Regions from separate parts of the Homo sapiens genome. Here region 2 is linked to region 1. A link is an interaction called in ENCODE POLR2A ChIA-PET data of the cell type or tissue named here. Cell type or tissue: HepG2. All regions are shown on one strand.

The links. ChIA-PET counts read pairs that join two places held together with the same protein. Peaks named below come from ENCODE experiments on the same cell type or tissue, not always from the same donor. Only the 100,000 strongest peaks of a DNase experiment are listed, where the experiment ranks them.
Region 2: POLR2A ChIA-PET joins it to region 1 with 8 read pairs; 2 of 35 experiments call an interaction of 5 or more read pairs at or near these places.

The regions. Positions count from the first base shown.
Region 1 is chrX:41,480,623-41,485,622 of GRCh38, reverse strand. No RefSeq gene overlaps it. Among named protein-coding and RNA genes, the nearest start is that of CASK-AS1, 35 kb to the left of the region's middle. In HepG2, a CTCF peak has its summit at 4,176 (motif pointing right); DNase peaks (open chromatin) are centred at 2,942 and 4,172; H3K4me3 peaks cover 409 bases.
Region 2 is chrX:41,745,995-41,750,994 of GRCh38, reverse strand. The region is part of intron 3 of CASK (calcium/calmodulin dependent serine protein kinase); the gene reads left to right. It also overlaps the pseudogene RPS15AP39. Among named protein-coding and RNA genes, the nearest start is that of GPR82, 24 kb to the right of the region's middle. In HepG2, no CTCF peak of the experiment used is centred here; no DNase peak of the experiment used is centred here.

The DNA of each region.
Region 1 (5,000 bases):
GTATCACTGCAAGACACCAAGAAGGTCATTCAAAGACATTCTTATCAATAGTTATTAACATATTGAATGAAACAGAATTGCACTGCAGGAGTCCAGCACTCATTAGTGGCCTGCTCTGCACATAAAAATTCACCCTGCCTTTTCAGGCTGAAGAGTACCTCGATTACATTATTTTTACCATTGAAAGTAATGGCAAAAACCGCAATTACTTTTGCACCAACCTAATAACTCCTGACTGCCCAGGTAACCTTCAAAACTCCCAGTCTTACTTCTTTGGATTTAACTATGTCTTTAAACATGGTATAAATAAGGCAAGTCCACTTTGTGGTGGTGGTGCAGGAAAATACAGTGGCCAGAAGACAAATAAGCAACAAATGAAATGGAGTACTACCGCACTTTACTTTCAGTCCTATGCTCCTTGAAAACAAATAAGGAATCAAATTGATCTATGACACTGATTTTCTTTCCTTCTTTTTTTTTTTTTTTTTTTCTGAGACAGAGTCTTGCTCTGTCACCCAGGCTGGAGTGCATTGGCGCGATCTCAGCTCACTGCAGCCTCCACCTCCCGGGTTCAAGCGATTCTCCTGCCTCAGCCTCCTGAGTAGCTGGGATTACAGGAGTGCGCCACCCCCAGCTAATTTTTTGTTGTTGTTGTTTTTGAGGCAGGGTCTCACTCTGTCGCCCCAGGCTGGAGTGCAGTGGCACGCGATCTTGGCTTACTGCAACCTCTGCCTCCCGAATTCAAACAATTCTCCCACCTCAACCTCCCGAGTAGCTGGGAGTACAGGCACGCCACCATGCCCGACTAATTTTTGTAATTTTTTTTTTTTAGTAGAGATGGGGTTTCACCATGTTGGCCAGGCTGGTCTCGAACTCCTGGCCTCAAGTGATCCATCCGCCTCGGCCTCCCAAAGTGCTGGGATTACAGGCATGAGCCACCGCACCCAGCCAACACTGACTTTCAAATATGATTGTGACTGACAGAAAAAGGTGCTTTTTTTTTTTTTTTTTTGAGACTGAGTTTCGCTCTTGTTTCCCAGGCTGGAGTGCAATGGCACAGTCTCGGCTCACTGCAACCTCCACCTCCCGGGTTCAAGCGATTCTCCTGCCTCAGCCTCCCAAGTAGCTGGGATTACAGGCTCCTGCCACCACGACCGGCTAATTTTTGTATTTTTAGTAGAGACGGGGTTTCACCACGTTGGCCAGGCTGGTCTCAAACTCCCAACCTCAGGTGATCTGCCCGCCTCGGGCTTCCAAAGTGCTGGGATTACAGGCATGAGCCACTGCACTGGCCGCTTTTTGTTTTGTTTTGTTTTGAGACAGGGTCTCACTCTGTTGCCCAAGCTGGAGTGCAGTGGCCTCATCATGGCTCATTGCAGCCTCAAGCAATCAAGCGAGCCTCCTACCCCAGCTTCCCGAGTAGTTGGGACTACAGGTAGGCACCACCACACCCGGCTAATTTTTTTGATTTTTAGTAGAGACGAGGTTTCACTATGTTGCCCAGGCTGGTCTCAAACTCCTGAGTTCAAGCAATCCTCCTGCCTCCGCTTCCCAAAGTGCTGGGATTGCAGGCATGAGTCACTGCACCCAGCTGAAAGATGCATTTTTGTATTGTAATCCGGTGTACACACACGCACACAAGCACACACACATAACTGAAGCAAACGTTTAATGAAGTAATACTTATCTTACTACCTGTGATGCATGTGGAAATTTCCCCATCTACTTTGTTACTATTATTTTGTATTGCAGCTTGTAACTAATGATGCCACAACCCACGTGACCTGCTACTGGATGGCAAGCAAGCCACAAGCCGGCCTAGGCCTGAGGTGATGTAGGCCCATTAGGGAACTCCTGCTAGGCAAATGGGAACCACGAAGGAAAGACCTCCATGGGCTTCCCTGAAGGCTGGTGTTTCAGTGAGTCCACCTGTGAACAAAAACTCCTTTTCTCCTCGCAGGATCACAGTTGTAAAAGTCAGCAAAATGTCAAGGGAACTCTCTTGAAGATTGCACATGTTTGTCTAAGTGCTTCTACATTTCCTCTGCCTGGAACATAAATGGAATAGAAATAACATTTGTTCAGGAACTGGAGTTGACCGGGAGTGGCTACACTTCACCCTCGTCTGTACCCCAGACCACAGTGGGGGCAGACACCAAAGTGCTGGGTACCCCTGCCTGTACCCGAGACCACAGTGGGGACAGACACCAAAGACCAGGGGCTGCTTGAGACCAGGGAGAGGAGAATTAGAAGACTCCTCAAATCAGCCCAGTCCCGTGAAAAGAGAGAGGAGAGGAGGGGAGGGGAGGGGAAGAGAGCGGAAGGGAGGGGAAGGGAGGGGAGTTACTACTGCTTAAACACAAGAATACCACCTCCCCTGGTGATATGGATAGTTTGGCTGTGTCCCCACCGAAATCTCATCTTGAATTGTAGTTCCCGTAATCCCCACTTATTGTGGGAGGGACCCAGTGGGAGGTAATTGAATTGTGGGGGTGGTTCCCCCATGCTGCTGTTCTTGTGATAGTGAGTTCTCATGAGATCTGATGGTTTTATAAGGGGCTTTTCTCCCTTTTGCTCCGCACTTGTCCTTGCTGCCATCACGTAAGAAAGACGGGTTTGCTTCCCCTTCTGCCATAATTGTAAGTTTCCTGAGGCCTCCCCAGCCTTGCGGGACTGTGAGTCAATTAAACCTCTTTCCTTTATAAATTACCCAGTCTCAGGTATGTCTTGTTAGCAATGTGAGAATGAACTAATACTCCTGCTATGACACCTGTCCCCCTCATCCTTTCTGGATGACACTGAGGACAAGGTCATGCCATCCCCACACCCATCACCCAGGAGAGCCAGTAGTAGATGCAGGGACATTTCCTGGCCAACAGGGTTAATGGGACAAAGATGGAGCTCTCCGGCTTCTGGAATCTGAAAAACTCATGTAATGTCACAAGCAGTTTCTGCCCTCTGGGGTGGAGATGGTGGGGCCTCCAAGAAAGACTGTACTTTGCTCTGTGAAGTTATCAGGCCCAGTGCAAATAGAAAGGCAGGGCCCACCCCTCACCCTTCGGGGGAAACCTGAACACAGTCTCAGAGCGGGGAGTGAAAAGTCTTGTTCCATCAAAGAAAAAGGAAGTATCTTTCCAGATAAAAACACTGGTCATACATGCAACAGTTAAAAAAGAAGGAGCATGCTGTACTTTTTTTTTTTTTTTTGAGACAGAGTCACTTTATCACCAGGCTGAGTGCAGTGGTGTAATCATGGCTCACTGCCACCTCAAATTCCTGGATTCAAGGGATCCTCCCGTCTCAGCCTTCTGAGTAGCTGGGACTACAGGTGCGTGCCACCATGCCTGGCTAATTTTTTTTTTTGTAGGGATGGGGTCTCACTATGTTGCCCAGGCTGGTCTCAAACTCCTGGGCTCAAGTGACCCTCCTGCCTCAGCCACCCAGTATCTGCTAGTCTCCCAGAAGTTGGGGCTTTTTGGAGAGAAATGTTACTTTAGTCTGTGTAATATTAGGCTAACTGGTGTCCCCAGAATTATTGTTTGTTCTTTTGGAGCTCTGAGCAGCAGTTTTTAGACAATGTGGAGCCAGGGCAAAGAAGGGACTGGAAGGCAGGCAGGCAGGTGGGCTGAGGACCTGGACTTGACTGCTCCTTTTGGCAGCTCCGATGGCCCACACAGTAGAACTATGTGTGACATCCTGTGGGGAATGCTGCTGAGGACAAAGCGGGCCACTGCCTGGAGAGTAGAGTTTCCCATGTGGGGTTGGTGAGGTGGGCTTTAGGCTGGGGGACAAAAAAATCCTCCCTGAGAGTTTGGCCTCAGAAACAGAGGGAGGCCTTAGCATTCCCAGGGCGTGTGGCTAGGGAGGGAAGTTAGGCCAGCTGCAGGGTCGCCTGAGGCGGTTGGGGGCTGACAGTTCTGCCAACAGCCCCATCCAGTGTTAGTCAGTGGCCTATTCACTTCCCTTCTATTATAACCAACCCTTTGGAAAAGTCTCATTCACTTCCCAGCCTGGTGTTCTCTTCTGGGCTGTGAAGAAAGGGTCTAAACCATCTTTGGGCCTGAGGATCAAAGAGGACTAGGGTTCCCTTCCTTGAGGTCAGGTTGAGGTTGGCAGAAGGGACAGCCAGCCAAGGACAGCTGTGCCCAGCAGATATTGTCCTCTAGAGGGCAGCACTGTGGTAGCCTAACAAAGATGGGTGGGTGTGGGGGCTGTTGACCTCAGGTTTGAAACCACCACAGAGGAGCCTCTCAGAAAGAGCCAGAGGGCTAAGGGGGAATATTTTCCAAAGATCAAGCTTCTGGGGAGTTGAATATTGTACGTTGAGTATTTGTATGGAAAACATTTTTTAAAGGAAAAATATGAACCTTTTGTCTTTATATTTTCTGTCCCCTTAACTTGAAAGAACCAATACAAAGAGGCCATAGCATTCCTATTGGCTAAATACAGTGTCCAGAAGCCTAGCCGGGGGCTAGTGGATTGCTCACCAGATTTCCCCCTCGAGTCTCTATTCCTTTTGACAGTTCTGAGAAGTAAAGGTTTTTATTTGTTTTTTAGAGACGGAGTCTCACTCTGTCGCCAAGGCTGGAATGCAGTACCGTGATTGTTAGCAGTGGTGAATCCGCCTGGGTCTGCAGCAGACTCGATCCTTGCCTCTGCAGAGGAAAGAATTTGTCCAAGGGGCATAAGGCAGAGTGAGAGACCTAGGCAAGTTTTAAAGCAGGAGTGAGAGTTTATTAAAAAGTTTTAGAGCAGGAACAAAAGGAAGTAAAGTAGACTTGGAAGAGGGCCAAGCAGGCAACTTGAGAGATTCAAGTGCATGGTGTGACCTTTGACTTGGGGTTTTCTATGTTGGCATGCTTCCGGAGTTGCATTACTTCTCCCCTGAGTCTTCCCTTGGGGTCAGCTGCCTGCATGCGCAGTGGCCTGCCAGCACTTGGGAGGGGCTGTACGCACAGTGCATTTACTGGAGTCGCATGCATGCTCACTTGAGGCATTTT
Region 2 (5,000 bases), 270 kb before region 1:
CTGTACAACAGTGTTCTTCAAGGATATTTGCAGATAAGTACCAATCTGTCACCAGTCTGCCATGAGATACATACAGAAATTGACAGTAAACATTTAGAAACTGTTACAGCAATTTGACATTGCTGTGAAATCATAGCACGTGATTTTGTGCCTTCAACTCCAGATAATCCTGTTGCCAAAGCAGCATATTTTGGAGTGGCATATTCTGATCTCCCTCAATGTGCAGCCAGTAATACCTTGTGCCTCAAGACCTGTGATCTGTTTTGTTTATTTGATGAGTTTGGTTTTGGATAATTTCTTAATTATATAAATAATGCATGTTTATTATAAATTTTAAAAATTCAGATGGATGAAAAGGAGAGACAGCTAAGCTCATTCATAATCCCATTACTTTTCACAATTCAGACTAAACTGCCCTTAATTTCTCTCTGCATACAGTATAGAAGTCCACCTCCCCCATACTCTTCCATAGGAGGGTTTCTTCTCCCTCTCCTTTCATTCCCTCAGAATGGAGCCAACTAGGAAAATTCACAATGTGTTCTTTGGGGGTTCTTGACAGCCCCAGAAGCACCCCAAGATGGGAAGCCAAAGAGAAGAGCAATAAAAGATGCCTTGTCAGTTTGTAGAATCATTATATTATCAAATAAAGTTTATCAAAGAATTGAGTCATCAACTTTGTTCAAAAGGTTCAAGGTTAGGATATCAGGATGGTATGTATTATGAATATGTGTATTTTAAATTTCGTTGAATAAAATTTGCATAAATAACAGTATTTTTAGTTTTTATTTCTATATCTCATGAAATTTAAAATTAGTAGATTGCTTCTTTTACTTTAATATCAATTAATATTATAAATAATCAAATAGCTTTAATAATAGAAAAATATTTTCACAGTGATGCCTCTCTTTCAGAGTAACCCTTCAAAGAATGTGCCTGTATATTTACTAAGTTGCACAGGTGGTTTTGTTTGATATCTGTGGTTATGAAGCATTGAATTAAAAAAAAACATATAATGGCTGAAAGATCCCATTTACAATAGCAACTAAAATATAACATGTACAGGGAAAAAGCCTAATAATAAATACTTTAAACCAATATAAAGAAAATCGTAAAACTATAACTTAGAGACATGAAAGGAAGTGGAGAGACATATCATGTTCATTGATGAGAATATTAGAAAATGTTAATTTCTAGAAGTTAACCTATACATTTACCATCTGAATCAAAATACAAAGATTTTTTATAGTTTGACAAAATGATTTTAAAAGTCAACTGGGAAGAAAAAAATCATAAGAAAATGTTGGTGAAGGCCAGTTGTGGTGGCTTGTGCCTGTAATCCCAGCACTTTGGGAGGCCGAGGTGAGCAGATCACTTGAGGTCAGGAGTTCGAGACCAGCCTGGCCAAGACGGTGAAATCCTGTCTCTACAAAAAAATACAAAAATTAGCTGGGCATGGTGGCAAGCACGTGTAGTCCCAGCTACTTGAGAGGCTGAGGCAGGAGACTCACTTGAACCTGGGAAGCAGAGGTTGCAGTGAGCTGAGATGGCGCCACTGCACTCCAGCCTGGGTGACAGAGCAAGACTCTGTCTAAAAAAAAAAAAAAAAAAAAAAAAAAAATTGGTGAAGAATAATGAGATTTTTTTTTGCCAAATATTAAAAGCTGCTACTACAGTATTTTATTTTGTCTGTCCATGTTTTTGTTTTTGTTTTGAGATGGAGTCTCGCTCTGTCAACTGGAGTGCAGTGGTGCAATCTCAGCTCACTGCAACCTCTGCTTCCCGGGTTCAGGTGATTCTCCTGCCTCAGCCTTCAGAGTAGCTAGGACTACAGGCGCAGGCCACCATGCCTGGCTAATTTTTTTGTATTTTTTTAGTAGAGACAGGGTTTCACCATGTTGGCCAGGCTGGTCGCGAACTCCTGGCCTCAAGCTATCCGCCCGCCTCGGCCTCCCAAAGCGCTGAGATTACAGGTGTGAGCCACTGTGTCCGGCCCTACAGTATTTTAAATGGTAACTTGATGCAAGAATAGGCAAGTCAGTGGAAGAAAGTAGAAACCTAAAAATACCCCCATGTGTGTATGCACATGTGTAGAGATTGTCATTTCAAGTACCAGTATTTCAGATATGACCAGACAAAATGGATTGATCCTTGCTGATAATTATAGCACAGGGCAGTAAATAATTTCCAAGTATTTCTCACGGACTGGTTCCCTCCTTAGTCTTTATACTTCTCACCACTTTGCTGCCTCCTCCCCAGGCTCCGTCTTTTCCCTCATCCCTTCTGGGTCCCTCCAGAAAGTCCTCTAGCTCTCAGAACATCTCCCAAATTCTTTTTGGAAACACCAGAGTCCATTGAGGCATTTTATTTGTAAGTATATATTACATCCCTAGAAAAAGAATTCCAGGATTTTCCCTCCTATATGTTTTCATCTTGCTTCTTCATGGTCCATAATGCCAGCTGAGGTCGTTAGTACAGTGAATCCAAACTGGTGGGATAGGAACAGGTTATTCTGCCATTTTACTAGATCTTTGGGTTGCACATCAAATCTGGGATCTGGGGCTGATCACTCCACACTTGTTTAACCTACCTCAGGTTCACAACAATTTTCCCAGCTCTATGATCATCAGTGATTTCAAATTCACCAATGTAACCATGCTTCATCATCACAGTTAGAAACTGGACAGTAACTTTGGAGCACAACCTAATAAGAACCTGGTGTTTGCCTCTTTTTGGTATTGTTGATGCTCTGGATAGCATCAGCCAGGACATTCATGCACACCATTATGGCAGCATGGAGAGATGGCAGAAAGAGCCTAAATTCTTATTGCTTCATTATGCAATCAGTTTAGCTCTCTCCTTTTCCTAACCCCTCTCTCATCTAAGTTGAATCGTGCTTACCCTCATATATCACAATTACAAAGGAAAACGCCTAAGCAAAACTGATTCCTTCGCTATGAGATGTTTTTTAGTCCTCATAGATCAACTAACCAGCTTAAACTACAGCCAGTTTTTAAAATAGCGTTTCTTTTCTCCCCACAGGACAAAGAAATGAAAAATATTTACTCTCTGTAGTAATCAAGGAAATGCAAATTAAAGCAATCATGAATGACTTTTTTCCTCTTATCTAATTGGCAAAGATGGAAAAAAAATAATCATTATCCTAGTAGAGCAAGGGACACATTCACACATGGTAGTGGGAGTATAAATTGTTAAACTGTTTCTGGTCTTGTGTATGTATCAAAAGTGTTATTGTAGGCCGGGCGCAGTGGCTCATGCCTGTAATCCCAGCACTTTGGGAGGCCAAGGCGGGCGGATCACGAGGTCAGGAGATCGAGACTATCCTGGCTAACACGGTGAAACCCCGTCTCTACTAAAACAAATACAAAAAATTAGCCGGGCGTGGTGGCGGGCGCCTGTAGTGCCAGCTACTTGGGAGGCTGGGGCAGGAGAATGGCATGAACCCAGGAGGCGGAGCTCGCAGTGAGCCGAGATGCACCACTGCACTCCAGCCTGGGCGACAGAGCAAGACTCCGTCTCAAAAAAAAAATGCTATTGTATATACCCCTTGTCCTAGCAACTCAGCTTGTAGGAATTTTACCATACAGATAATCAGAGTTGCTCACCAAGATGCATGATCACGTTCATCCAGGCTTTATTTCTGATGGTGGAAAATGAGTGCTGCCATACTAGGGAGTAGACTAGACCATTATAATAATGTTTATAGTAGACTAGGCAACTATAAACATTATTTTGGAGAAGAATCCTATTTGACATTGGAAAATGTTCCTTAGGTGTGAAATGGAAACTTGGTAAAGTTTTTAGAGCCTGTATAAATGTGAAAGTATTTTCATTCATTTATATAAAACCACACCGAGAATCAAATAATAGAATCAACTGTTCATTAGGTGTCTACAGTGTGTCTTCTGCTGAGTATTAGGTAGGGGTACATTGAAAGTATAAATATATTTTTTCTTGTTCTTTAGGACTTTACACTATCATGGAACTGTTGTAGGGCTTAAAGATGTGCATTTGTTCCTTGCACACCCAGTAGGTATAGCTATAATCAATGGGAAGAGCACAGGACATAGCTAGACAGAGATTTCGATCTTGTCCCTATCACATACTTGTCCACTCACTTAGACAAATTATTTGAAAATGATGCTGACCTCATGGGGTGGTTATAAGTATGAAGGGAGGCATAACAAGGACTGCTTCCTATGATGCCTCATGAATAGGAAGTATGTTAGTTCCTTTACTTTCCCTTCCAGAAGTTTCTATTTCCTCAGTATAATATCTGCAGCAGGTATATTGGGAAACTGAACTACTGAATGAATGAATGAATGAATGAGATACTGGATTTAAAAATATGTTATAAGCCTTAAAGCATTATGAAAATGTTAGCTGTTAATATTTGCATAGTTTCATTAATATGTATAATATGGCAAAATTCATGTATACATATATAGGTGTATGTGGGGGGAGGGGGAGGTGTTTGTATGTGCTAAATGTTATGGACCATATAGAGTTGTTATAGAATGAAAAGCAAAGGAAGGCATTAATATGGCTGGTAATCATTGAGGGGGCTTCCAGGGAAGGTAGGATTGGAATGAAACCTTGAATTAAGGTAGGTTTTGAAAATGAAAAGCAATATATACAAAAGTAAAAAAGAAAATGGTGTACTCAGGGAGTGATAATAAGACCATTCTGCCTAGAGAGGAAGATTTTCTTGAAACATCAGTGGACAAGGTAGGTAGAAGAGGCAAGGTGTGGCCAAGACAACAAGAGGCCTTACTTATCTAGTAAGAAATAGAAAACTACTGTAAGTTCTAAGACAATATCGTGACATTGCGTTACCAACACATCTATGTGTTACAATATGTTTGTAGCGATGAACTTTGGGAATGGCAGTGTAAACAAAAATAAATTTTATTTTATATATGTCATTGTTTTTTCCTTCCACAGTATATAGCCTGAATTTTCCATTTAGTGGTAATAACAAT